3 separate regions of the Mus musculus genome follow, and regions 2 and 3 are each linked to region 1. Evidence: chromatin contacts called from ENCODE Hi-C or POLR2A ChIA-PET data. All regions are on one chromosome and are shown on one strand. Each heading gives the region's core, a stretch centred on a gene start or an enhancer-like site at or near the end of the contact. The rest is flanking DNA. Distances are from core to core; before and after follow the strand shown. Region 1 holds the start of Psmd3 (proteasome (prosome, macropain) 26S subunit, non-ATPase, 3). Region 2 holds the start of Casc3 (cancer susceptibility candidate 3). Region 3 holds the start of Ormdl3 (ORM1-like 3 (S. cerevisiae)).

What was found. A loop is a pair of places that touch in the nucleus more often than their neighbours do. ChIA-PET counts read pairs that join two places held with the same protein, here RNA polymerase II (POLR2A).
Region 2: POLR2A ChIA-PET joins it to region 1 with 20 read pairs in Patski. The contact joins the promoter of Casc3 here to the promoter of Psmd3 in region 1. POLR2A ChIA-PET finds 5 or more read pairs at or near these places in 3 of 5 experiments (Patski and embryonic stem cell).
Region 3: POLR2A ChIA-PET joins it to region 1 with 24 read pairs in embryonic stem cell. The contact joins the promoter of Ormdl3 here to the promoter of Psmd3 in region 1. A Hi-C loop is called at or near these places in 1 of 37 maps with a recorded cell type or tissue (T-helper 17 cell). POLR2A ChIA-PET finds 5 or more read pairs at or near these places in 4 of 5 experiments (Patski and embryonic stem cell).

The regions. Positions count from the first base shown.
Region 1 is chr11:98,680,730-98,684,939 of GRCm38, reverse strand. It overlaps Psmd3 (proteasome (prosome, macropain) 26S subunit, non-ATPase, 3), which reads right to left and starts at 2,386. Exons shown (of 12, transcript NM_009439.1): 1 at 2,003-2,386. The coding sequence starts at 2,210.
Region 2 is chr11:98,807,382-98,811,591 of GRCm38, reverse strand. Casc3 (cancer susceptibility candidate 3) reads right to left here and starts at 1,784. Exons shown (of 14, transcript NM_138660.2): 1 at 1,501-1,784; 2 at 1,106-1,133; 3 at 657-694. The coding sequence starts at 1,728. It overlaps Gm12359 (predicted gene 12359), which reads left to right and starts at 1,503. Exons shown (of 3, transcript NR_033551.1): 1 at 1,503-1,916. Msl1 (male specific lethal 1) reads right to left here. Exons shown (of 9, transcript NM_028722.3): 9 at 3,733-4,210.
Region 3 is chr11:98,585,415-98,589,624 of GRCm38, reverse strand. Ormdl3 (ORM1-like 3 (S. cerevisiae)) reads left to right here and starts at 2,380. Exons shown (of 4, transcript NM_025661.4): 1 at 2,380-2,497.

The DNA of each region.
Region 1 (4,210 bases), core at 1,137-3,636:
GAACCATTTTTATACTCATAAATTAGCAATATTTAAAAGAGTGGCAACCTAAACAGTAGGGAAAAGAACATTTATTTGTAAGTCAGATTTTTTAGGACAATATAAAAAACTTTAGAACTGGGGTGTAAGGAGATGGCTCAGTGGTTAAGAGTATCAGCCACTCTGTCCAGAGGCCCCGCTCCCAGCACCCACATGGTGGCTCACACTTGCCCATAACTAGAGTCCCAGGGGATCAGATGACCTCTTTTGGCCTTGGTGGGCACTGCACACAGGTGGTGCATTTACAAACATGCAGATAAGATACTCACACTCACATACACACACACTGAAATTCAAACATGTTTACCCTTTTTGACTTAGGTATACAAATTCTGGGAAGCCATATTTAAGTAGTTACAAAAGTAGATTGAAAACTTTGGAATAGTGAGGACTGCAAAACTACTTAAAAGAGCAAGAAATGAGAAAAAAGAAGAACTTAGATGTGCAGCAGTTAAGAGAATGCTCTGAGTCTCACTGCCCACTTAACAACGGGTGCTTCGCGTGTGACAGTAACTGCTACAGTTACAGCGACTATGTATGGAGGGCCCACCATGTATTTCTATCATGTGCTAGCACAGCTCATGAGCTCCCATGTTCACAATAACCCAAACAAAACAGCTAATGCTATTAATTCACCCACACAAACAGGGAAACGGATTCTGGACTTTATATAATCTCCATCACTATACTAAGTAGTCAACAAATGCTTCTTGCATAAGTTGAACCCTATGTTCATGGATGTATTAAATGAAGACAACAAAAAGAAAATGACAATATCTTTACATACGAATGCCCTGATCCAAATTGAATACTTAAGTGATTTCAATTATGGAGCAGTTTGAAAATACACGAGGAAATATGTCAACTCTGGTTAAAAGTTTCTCCCTGTTGCTTTAAAATGCTCACATGTTCCAGAATTTCTACAGTGAATACAAACCATGAAATATTTCACGATGCTGAGTGACATTTCTGCCACTGGAAACTTTTATTTCAGGAAAGAAGACCTTTACTGTATACAGATCTTGTTACCAAGTTTAGAATGGGAGTTGATGCAGTCTATACATACTTACACTCAAAAGTACAACTCAGGGCATGACTTGGCCTATCACCATGTTTTAAAGTAGTTTCTCGTGCAGTTGAGACACACACACACACACACACACACACACACACACACAGAGAGAAAAAACTACAGATCACCCGGAAAAGTCTCATCGCGCGCACATGGACAAGATATACTAAGTGGAAAAAGTAAAAGAGCAACTTAAGCGGGACAAGGGGACAATAGGAGCCTGAGAACGGGTCTCTGGTGTTGGCTTATAGGAGTCGGGGCCACAGGTAGGCATTATAAACTAAAAGAGAAAGAAGGCAGGGGTGGGGGGGGAGGGGGTCTGATTCAGAAGTAAAAGCGTGCGTGTGCTTGAACTCTTTAGGAAAGGAGGGGTAAGGTCCTTAAGAGAGTGGAAAAGTGCACCGGGACTTTTAGTTTAGATGCTTCAACTACAGAAGGAAGGCAGAAGGTAGAAATGGCTCTCCGAGGGAGTTTGCTAAAGGAGCCTAGAGCTACAGAACCCATTTTTATAAACTCTTAAACTAAGAGGCTAGTGTAATCTGTTACCCTGGTTTCTCTAGACACAAATACAAATGCTACTTTCTACATAGCAATAACAGGCGCTAGAATCGGTCGGATGGAGTAGATCACTGGGAAGGACTGAAGAAAAGGCTCGGTGAGACTAAGATGCAACCCCAGAGGAGGAGAGCAGTCCGCAGACTGGAGAACAGGTTCGGTCATCGGCTGGGGTCGAGGGAGTCAGGGTGGTTGGGCGGGCACTTCTGACCCCAGCTCCATTGACCGAAGGAACCAAGGTAGGTGGAGGCTACGCAGAGGTCCCAGCAAGAAGTCGCATCACCCTGGCCGCTGTCACCGGTGATCGCGGCACGACCCCGACGTGGGCTCCCGTACCTTCTAAGGTGACAGTGTCCAGCTCTCTCTGGGAGTGCTCGGTCGCAGCTGCCTTGCCGTCTCCCTCCCCCGTGGAGCCGCTCCCAGCTGCTGCCTCCTCTTTCATCTCCACATCCTGGGGGGCCGGTGGCGGCGGTTCTTGTTCCCCTCCCGGCGGCGGCTTTGCCTTGTCGGCGCCTCGGCGCCGCGCCGAGCCCTCCTGCTTCATGGCGCCCGGGGTCGAGGCCTAGTCCGGGGACCGAAGCAGGGGCCTCGCGTAAACCCTCACACCAGAGACCAGGCACAGAGCCGGGCCTGCACACCAGCGCGGGCTCGCGTCGGGCCGCACGATGACCGAGCAGCTGCAAACTCCTTCCCGGCGCTGGGGCTTCTGGGAAATGCCAGGCATGGCGAGCAGATGGCCGAGTCCAGGGAGGGAAAATAAATCAACAGCCGAGGTGCACGATGAAGGCGGATCTTCTAGGAAGTGGGAGGAGTCTTCAAGAAACGATGAAGGCGGACCTTCTAGGAACTGGGAGGAGTCTGCAGGAATTTGTGGGACCTGAGAGTGGTGATTTTATCTTCCTCTCTAGTGTACATCTTTGGATGTCCGCGAGAGGTCACTTTAGACTCCAAGCTGGGCTACAACAGACTCTAACATGTAAGTGGGTAGGACCTATCGGAGCTCAGATGGGGATGACATCATGAGTTGCCGGGCAGATTCCTCTCCACCCCCCTAACCCCCGCCCCGGTCAAGCTCTCCCAGTTTGCGCGGGTCAGGTCCCCAATGAAATCCGCCAGGCTCGTGCTCTCAACGCCCGCCAGATGCTTCCAGCACCAGAAAGAAAAGGAGCTTGTGGACGTGTAGCTAGGCTGTTTGGCTTTCGATAAACTGAGCTCAACCCCCAGGGCATCCGAACTTCCTTGTCAAATTTTTGTATAATGCTGAGTATAAGGCATACCTTCTCTGCAGCCTGGGAATGTGGGGGTCGTGTGTATTTGTGTAGAATTAGTCAAATTTAATAATAGGAGTCCACGTTGTATACTGCTCAGGGCCAGTATATATAAGATTGTTGAAAAACCCAACATGCCCAGCGTGGTGGTGCATGCCTTTTATCCCAGCACTCAGGAAGCAGAGACGGGTGGGTTTCTGTGAGTTCGAGGCTCAGCATGGTTTACAGAGTGAGTTCCGGGACCACCAGGGCTACACGGAGAAACCCTTTCCCGAAAAAGTAAACAAACAAACAAACACCAGCTCAAGAATGTAATGTAGGGCTAGGTGTGGTACATAATTTTAATCTCAGTGGTACACAACTTTAATCTCAGCACTAGGGAGATCTTTGAGTTCAAGGCCAGCCTGGTCTACATAGCAAGCTCCAGGACAGCGGGAACTACACAAAAAGACCCTGTCTCCAAAAAAAGAAAAAAAAAAGAAAGTAATGTTGAGGGGGTGGTGAGATGGCTCAAGTGAGTAAAGGTGCTTGCCAAGTATGAAGACACGAGTTTGATCCCTGGGTCCCATGGTAGAAGGAGAGAACTGAGTCTCACGCTTTTCTCTGACCTCCATAAGCATGCTGAGGCTCGAGTTCCCCTCCCCCATAAATAAATGCTTTTTTTTTTTTTTTAAAGGTTTTTCTGTATTGCCCTGGATGTCTGGGAACTCACTCTGCTTCCCAAATGCTGGAATTACAAGCATTTGCCACCACTACTAAGCATAAATGCTTTTTTTTTTAATTAGATATTTTCTTCACTTACATTTCAAATGCTATCTCCAAAGCCCCCTATATCCTTCCCCCTTCCTGCTCCCCAACCCACCCACCACAGCTTCCTGGCCCTGGCATTCCTCTGTACTGGGGCATATGATCTTTGCAATATCAAGGGGCCTCTCCTCCTATTGATGGCCAAGTAGGCCATCCTCTGCTACATATTCAACTAGAGACACAAGCTGGGGGGTGGGGGTACTGGTTAGTTCATATCGTTGTTCCACCTATAGGGTTGCAGACCCCTTTCGCTCCTTGGGTACTTTCTCTAGCTCCTTCATTAGGGGCCCTGTGTTCCATCCAATAGCTGACTGTGAGCATCCACTTCTGTTTTTGCCAGGCATTGGGCTTTTTTTTTTTTTTAAAGAATGTAAATTTGGTGGTTTGACCTTGCTTGACCCATAAGGAGTGGCACTATTAGGTGTGGCCTTGTTGGAGAAAGAGCTTCACAGTGGGGGGGGGGGGGGCG
Region 2 (4,210 bases), core at 535-3,034, 130 kb before region 1:
AAAACATTACCACAGATACCAAAAAACTCTAGCTATAAAATAAAGGATGCAGTTTTTTTGTTTGTTTGTTTGTTTGTTTGTTTTGTTTTGTTTTTCGAGACAGGGCTTCTCTGTATAGCCCTGGCTGTCCTGGGACTCACTCTGTAGACCAGGCTGGCCTCGAACTCGGAAATCTGCCTGCCTCTGCCTCCCAATTGCTGGGATTCAAGGCATGCACCACCACGAAGGATGCGTTTTTGCACAAACTATTCAGAATTCTGTCCTTCCAAGATTTCAAAATCATGCATGCATGAGGAGCCAGTCAAGTGGCTGTCTTCTCAATCCAGACATATAAAGGACCCTGTCCAACACCTTGTAAAGGATTTCAGCATCGTATTCTCTGACTCACAAACTCACTTTCTTTACTGAGAATAAATCAACTAAGTGTAACCTGTCCCTTCAAGAGGTGTGGCTTCAAGTTGCAGTCATTAACCGGGCAAGGCTGGAATTAAAGACATGTGCCACCATCACCAGACTTCTAACAGACTTTTAAAAGCACACGAGAAGAATGTATAAGAGAAGCAAGTCAGGGAATTTTTGTACCACACAGCTAGAGGTTTTTTTAAAGAGACATTTTCTGACTTACGCCATAAGGAAAAAGAATCTATCACACTCACTTCTGAATCTTCTGCACTTTCATAATCGGAAAGAACAGCTGAAAGGAAAAGACAAATTATGTGATATGTAATAACATAAACGTTTGTTACTACATTTCTGACAGTTCGTTTTGGGCCAGGCAAACATCCTCACTTAATTTGTGGACGCAGCAACTTTCTGGGGCAGATAAAATTATAGTTTCTGTTGACAGATGGAGAACTTTGGGACCACACTGACGAAAAACTATGCTGTTGTCAGGTGTTATTCTAAGTCACCACAGTGCACTCAATCTGTCACCTTCCAAAAAGGAACCAAACCAAACAAGCATGCTCATCATCACCATGACACAAACGCCACTCCCGGGGAACGCTCTCCAAAAACCCCTAACAAACCGAGAAAGACCCAGTGTAAGATATACATGGCCTTAATTTACATCCACAAGAATTCAAGATAAAGTAAAATTACTCACCATCTCCTTCCATGCCATCTTCACTCTCCTGGGAGGAAGAAGATCACACAGGTTAGAGTTGGTGATTTCCAGACGCGGGGAGCCCACCCGCAGATAACCGTGAGGGACGACTGAAGAATCAACACAGATGGTTGGGTAGGAATATGGGGCAAGATAAATCTTCAGAAGTCACATCGAGAATGGCGGTTCTCTACATCCCAGCCCCAGTTTCCGTGTAAACATTGCACGCCCTGAGCTCAGAAACCACCCAGTCCTCCTTCCCCGGGGCTCTGGGTGGATGCAGATTCGCAGCGGGACAACCTTTCTTTCCCTCTAAGAGGAGGCCCGGCATCTCACAGCATCTCCAGCCCGCCCCCTGCCGGGTCGCCGCCCTGGACCGCCCGCCGCTCACTCACACACTCAGACTCCTCGGCGCTCTTGGCGCCCCCGCTCTCCACCCGCCGCAGGTGAAGGCCCCCGCCGCGGCCGCCGCGCTGAGAAGGCAGCGAGCCACTGCCGCCGCCTCCGACGCTCCCGCTGCAGCTGCCGCCGCCCCGCGCCGGAGAGCCGCTGTCGGAACCCGAAGCCCCGGATTCCTCGTCCTCCGTGTCCTGGGAAGCGCGCTGCCGCCGCCGGTCCGCCATCTTACGGAGAACGGCCACCGCTGGTCAGCTCCTTACGCACCACGCCCGCCGCGGAGGCTGCCGGGAAGCTCGAGACTCCGGAGTCCCAGCGTGCTTCACGTCCAGGGAGGGCCGCCCTTCTTTCCGCGGGGCGGGGCCTGCACCCTGCGGCACGTTTTCTGGAGAGCGAGATGACGTCTGTCGGTGATGTAAGGAGGCGTGGCCTAGCGCTTTATTTCCCCACACCCCCACACCCCTAGCCCCGGCGGGCGGAGGGCGCCTGGGAGCGGGGCTATTGCATCCTCTTCGGGTTCTTAGCTCGGCCATCTTGGACTTTCCTTGGGGAGGGTTTCGAGCTCTTCTAGCTCCAGTGCGACGTTGGAGCAATTGCATGATTTTCGTTTTCCATTGCTCGCTTTCCCCTGAATTCTATACAGAACATTTTACTGTATTCCTTCGCATGGTTAAAAATCACGAGTCCAGGTGAAAAAGCCTTTAGTCCTGCGTCAGTTGCCAGCTCTTCACCTCAGTCTAAATTTAGGGGAAAGGAGAAACTGCAGTGGGGACAGAACTTAGTATTGCGGTGTTTCCTGGGTGTATTCAAAATCTCCTTTCTCCATGTGTCTTCCTAACCTAGTTATCTCATTTTGAGAACTGAAGGTTGGAAGGACACTAGTCTTACTATGCTTTTAAAACATCAGAGCTGGATCACCCTTGACTAGTTAAGAGGCTAGTTTTGGACCCTCTCTGCCCCTTCAATGTCTCGAGGTATTAGTTTCAAATCCTGGTGCATTGTTACTCTACAGAGAATGCTTTGGGTATGCATTTATCAGCAGTGAAAGAAAACTCAGCACAACTACCTTGCAGCAACATATAGTTTGTAAGCTAATTTATTACTGCATATTGTTAATATACATCAAATAGATGAGTTAAGAGGACTCTGAGCTGTTTTCATAAATAGCTAAAGGTCCCCACTGCTTACCAGATCTATAAACAGTATGAGACTCCAAGGAATCATGACTGTCTGCAGGGACTGATTCAACTGGTGACAGGTGGCCAAATGTATCATGGAGTTCAGCTCCAGAAACAACTGCCTGAACTCAAAATGGAGGATGCATGATTTAATAAGTGTGAAAGGCATAAGAATCTTATCCATCACAATCTAAAATGGTGCAGCAAGACTGCCAAGTTGAGTGTCTAAATAAGGACAAGGATAGCATGCCACTTTGTCCTTTAGTTGTTTGGTCGGAATCCAGCTTGGGATGTTTTTTTTCTTTTTTCTTTTTTTTTTTTTTTTTTAAGAAAATCTATGACCTCAAGCTAGCCTTTTCATCACTCGGGACCCACCAGCTTCAGCCTCCCCAGATGCAGGCTATGAGGGGACAATACCTGTAATCCTGCTCTGGATCCTACTTTCTTTTGTTTTTTGAGACAGGGTCTCATGGAAGCTAGGCTGATCTTGAACCTGGGGCTCTCCTGGCTGTGTGGGTGCTTGGGATAGCAGTCCTCCTGAGAAACAGTTGTGAGAAACGGTCAATGTTTAGCATGAATAGACAGATGGTCTGGGGTCCCACATGAGTCTTATTAGAGAAGTAAGGAGCTAAGAGATTGATCTTTCTATATCATTGTAGTCACAAAACAAGAGCCAGTGCTTTCAAGTTACAATGAGGGTTTTCAAGCATACAGAAGATGTGTGTAGGAAGACACTGTGGTCAAGCGGATCTGGACTTCATTTATCTGGACTGATATCCAGGGAAAATCATGTATCAAACACTGAGTAGGTGACCTATAAAGTCTTGCCTACAAGCTTTGTAATTTGCCATTTATGTGTAAGGAAGGGCTCAGGACAAAGGAACATACAGACACACGCTAGAGTCTGACACAATGGATGAGCCCCTGATTAGAAGGGCGGTGATGTATTTCTCTATTTCACTTGGGTTAATATGAAGATTCTTTCCCATTCTTTCATATATACAAGCAGATATAATGTTTCCCAACAAATCTAATAAAATGAGGCAAAAGTTCAAAAGTTAACGGCCACAATAGTTTATTTACAATTGAACTCTTTATAAGATATTTACAAGACAGCCGACTTTACACATCAGAAATGGTATCAAAAGTATGAATTACAGCACAGACAACGATATGAAACGGGCATAAAATAAAGCTGAGGTGGAGAGACAAGCAATTTCTCTTTTAATTTATTAACACTAGCTTAAACTTTGTTAAAGAAAGAATAAGGAACTATGTTTTCAGAGAAGTGCAGGGCCTCTCTTTCTGCTGAAGACTGAATCTCACAGTGTTGTACCCCACGGAGGGGAAGCAGGTGACTCCCCACGCTCCTCACTGTGCTCTCACCCCAGCCTCCTCAGCATCCCCAAACCAAAGGACATCTAGGAGAGGACATAACCAAATAGTAGGTCCTCAGGGAAAGGAGAACCAAAGCAATAGAATCCACTTCAGTCCTGCCAGATAGCACCTCATGGATTCCTCTCAGTCTAGC
Region 3 (4,210 bases), core at 1,131-3,630, 95 kb after region 1:
TGACTTCCAATTTTTGAGTGCCCGACCTCTGCTTCCTAGAACGCACCTGTGCCCCTTGACCTAGGTTTTGCTGACGACATCCCTGAGAAACTCGAAGTCTCTATCCTTATCTTTTCATATCATCCGGCAGCTGTTTTCCCATGATGCCACAGTTTCTACAGCCATAAGTGGTTTCGTATTTTTCTGCCCAGTGTGGATAGAGCATTCCCTTTTTTCTTGGGCACTTACATGGCTCTCAGGATTTCACTGCTAGAGACATTGCTGGGATACACAACCTCTCACACGGAGCCGTGTGCTGTAAATGGGTTTGCTTTCTTAGATGTGGATACAGTCATGCCTTCAGGGCATGGACAATTTAGTTCCTTGGCACACGGTGTCAATCTTTTGTCCCAGGGATTGCGTGTTCCCCGGTGCCTTGTGCTTTCACTCTTCCTGAACAGTGCTCAGGCGTCACAGCTAGAGGAAGACTTGGTTGTCTTGAGGCAATGAATTAGAGGAGATGGTGACAGGGACTCGAGTTAACTCGAGTGGAATGTGATCCATAACTTACCACAAGGCAGAAAGAACCAGAACTTTGTTCATTCCCATTGTGGAAGAAAAAAAAAAAAAACAACTTGATAACAGGAGCTATTAATAGGCCATGACATAGCCAGTGACCTTGCCAATGGAGTCTGCATTAGTCAGAGTGCCTTGTTGAGATGTAGACCCTGTCTGGTCCCTGAACTTCACAGAGATGGGAGAAAACTGGCAAAGATCCAGAGCTCAACCAACTTGATGGACAATGGAAGAATTCCAGGAAAAAAAAAAAAAAATCAAAGGAATCCGGCAAGTTCATTTTGGAAAAAAAACAAAACAAAACTCAAAAACAAAAACACCCCCCCCCCCATTGTTTTGGCTCTAAGGCTGAGCAGGAGGGAATAGGGGGTGGAGGTGCGGTGTGGGAGTGTGGAAGTGTGGGGGTGTCTCTGTGAGGCTTCTTCAGTCTCACAGAGGCTGAAGGACGGTTAGTTAGATGTTCGGATCTGAAGGGCCCCTGCCTCTGGAATACTTGAGAAGCTGCCCATTTTTACTTCTCAGGGTAAGTCAGATAGATATACACTCACTCCTGGCTTCCAGGGCTCCGCCTCCGGCCGGAGACAGCTATTCCTCCCCGCCCCCACCCCCTCTGGCAGCTCCCTGATGATGGGCGGGTCTAAGGAAAAAGCTCCCCAGGTTGTCCGGGCAGGCCTTCTCCTTCCAGTCCTCGCATGTTCAGTCCGTCGCGCATATACAGCCAGCCAGGCTGGCATCTGTTACGTCATCTATTCCTGTCATTCCAGCCTTGCCAGGGTTTATGGGCACGAGACTGAGAAGGTGGGCGGGGGAAGTAGAAACAACTAAAAGGAGGCCCTCTATTGTTGACGTGGAAAGTGGGAGTGACCTAGGAGAGCCAAAGAACACTCTAGTTGCGTTCCTACAAGATAAGAAGTGCTTTGTATGACATTCTTTTGAAATATCAAAGCAACCTTGGGAGTAAGTTTTGACAGCTGTAAAACTGAGATTAAGACAAGTCATTTGTCCAGGCTTACTCTGCCAATAAAGATGTACATACACTATATGTACCTAGCAATAAAGTCTGTGCCCTTCTTTTCAGAGCTTCCAGACATGAAAGTTGCAGAAATGAGGCTCCCTACCTAAAGCTACACGTATTAACCTCAGACAGAAGCTCAAAGCTCCTCACGTTAGTAAGGTCTCGTCCTATGACATAAATCCTATTTTATACCTGATGTAGGGAGGAGATCCAGGAGTGGCCAGACCTACACCAGCAAGGATTAAGCATAAAGACTAGGTGGGCCAAAGATGCCCACAGGCTCCTGTCTCTACCCTGAACACATGTACCCAACTAAAGTCCTGAAAAATGTAATCCCGGGAGTGAATGGGGCTCCTTCGGGGCAAAGGGTAGTGTTTCTCGGCTTCTGGAGATAATCCGGGGCCCAGGCAGCGACGGTTAGGAAAAAACCAAACCAAAACAACCTCTGCATTTAGGGTCAGGCTATCTTAGCAGGGCCTTAATGCAGGTTACTTAAAACTCTTAAGTCTTCGACTACAAGATGGGACATGGACAAACCGCTTGTGCAACACGTGAAGGGCGCAGATGCAAAAGCTACAATTGTTAACGCACCAAAGAGACAGCATCTGATCTCACTATTGCGTCAGGGTGGGACGTTCTGCGGGGTGCCAAAGCTCGCGGTGGGATCAAAAGCTAGACCAGGGAAAAGCCTACAACTCCCAGGAGGCGCCGGGCGGGCCGGTGAGGAGGCAGCCTAGAAACTACACTTCCCAAGAGGCACAACGTGATAGGCGCGTGGTAGTGACGTCACCGCCCCGGCTCGGGGAGCTGATTCGGCCAGAGCTGCCAGCGGGGTAGCCACCGCCGCTGGTTTGTTACAGCTGCTGGAGCGGCCGCGGCCCGGGTTCTCGGGCTCTCTCCCGGGCCCTCGACCTCCAACCCCGCGCGGTGAGTCCAGACGGGTGGCATCGGAGTGGTGAAGCCCGAAGGCTCCACGGGTTGGAGAGCCGGGAGAGAAGGCTGCTGCTGGGGAGGCGTCCGCGCAGGAGGAGACCTGAGCTGGGTGGCTGGGGGTGGAGAGTGCGTGCATCAGGCGAAGGAGTGCCAAAAGAGGAAAGTGGGAGCAGGGGGCCGGGGGTGATAATCCGGGAGGAGCGCTGCAGCTGGGGGTGGGAGGCGGGGAACGGCTGGACTTAAGGGATAAAGGTTTGGCTGCCTCCAGGGTTGAGTGAATGCGTGGAGATGGGGGTTGGGCCCCGAACCCGGCCAGACTGCTAGTGCGAGGTACCAGGCTGCAGAGCAGAAGCGGGAGGCCCCGTGGAAGGAGTTCTCATACACATACTCCCAAGATATCGAGGACACCGTTCCCTCGCTCCTGACTCGTGGAGGCTTGCTTTTTTTTCCACACCCACTTTCCTGAGTCCAGGAGTCGGGCTGGCGAGGACAACCGTGGTTCTGCAGATTGAGGGTGGGCCGAGTGGAAGCGACATTGTGTGTTGCATGAACTCCCTCTTGGGATCCCTTGGGAACAGGTTTGCTGTATAAAGGGCAAGTCTTAAACTGGGGAGGGATTTGGGAAGTGCTTACCGGATGGTTAACGCCGCGGGGAGGGGGGGAAGGCGGGAGGGAGGAGATGGGGGTGGTAATCTGGTCTTGGCATGAGTGTCTGACAGACTGGCTTGGGCCTGCATGGAAAAGAGGCAAAGAGCTATACCATAGCCAAAAGTTTAAAAAAAAAAAAAGTGGTTAACAGGACGGAGTTGCTTCAGGCTCTGATTTGAGGCAGATTATGAAATCACACCAGCTACCTGCCAGTTGTGGTAGCAGTTTTCAGTCTGGTCACCCCAGACCTTTCTGCCCCTGCCAGTCTCCTATTTCTTCACTTCTGGGAGAAAGGTCAGTTGTGTCCTAATGGAAATACACAAAGCCACAGGAAAGTCTCAGGAGTACTTTTGGGAGGATGGTGAAAGAGGGTGCAGCAGTCTCCTGAAGTTCCTAACCTGCTTTAAAAGACAACTAGCACTTAGGCTTTAGGAAGACAGTTCCCGTGGGGTCACCTAGGCTCTCTTAGATGCCCTGTTAGAGCCAGAAAGGAGTGGAGGGTCTTGCAGTCCTGGGATCCAGCCAGAGGTTTGGCACTACTGAACCGCAGTGTGAGGGAGTTGTGTCTATAGCTGTGCCACTGTAGGGCTGTGTAATGGAGAAGGACAGCAGTTTCTGCCGAGACTTGGGAAACTTTTCCTCACCTTAATGATCTTTCAGAGACTTTAGCTCTCAGTCCCTGCCCTCCCATGGAGGCTGTTACATAGTAGATGTCCCAGGGGTGGGCTCTGTTAAGGGCCCTAAGGCCTGAGGAAGGTAAACAACTGGTGTTCTAGTTCCTTGGGTTTCTGTTGGGACCAGTTATCTGTCTTAATGAGCCAGGAGTTTGGTCCCTGGCGTATGTCCACCTGCATGCACCCTAGGCCAACTCAGGGGTATGTTTGTTGGGAAACTGTTGTGGGTCCTATCTCCCGAGGTATTTGAGAAGAGGAAACTTGCTTCCATTATCCTTAAGTAATGAACTTATCTGAGTGAATGCTAGCTCCTGTGGAGGAGGCTTGGCCAGAATCCTAGCTGGGTGAGATAGCATCTGAGTCTGGGGGTGAGGTGACTACAGCA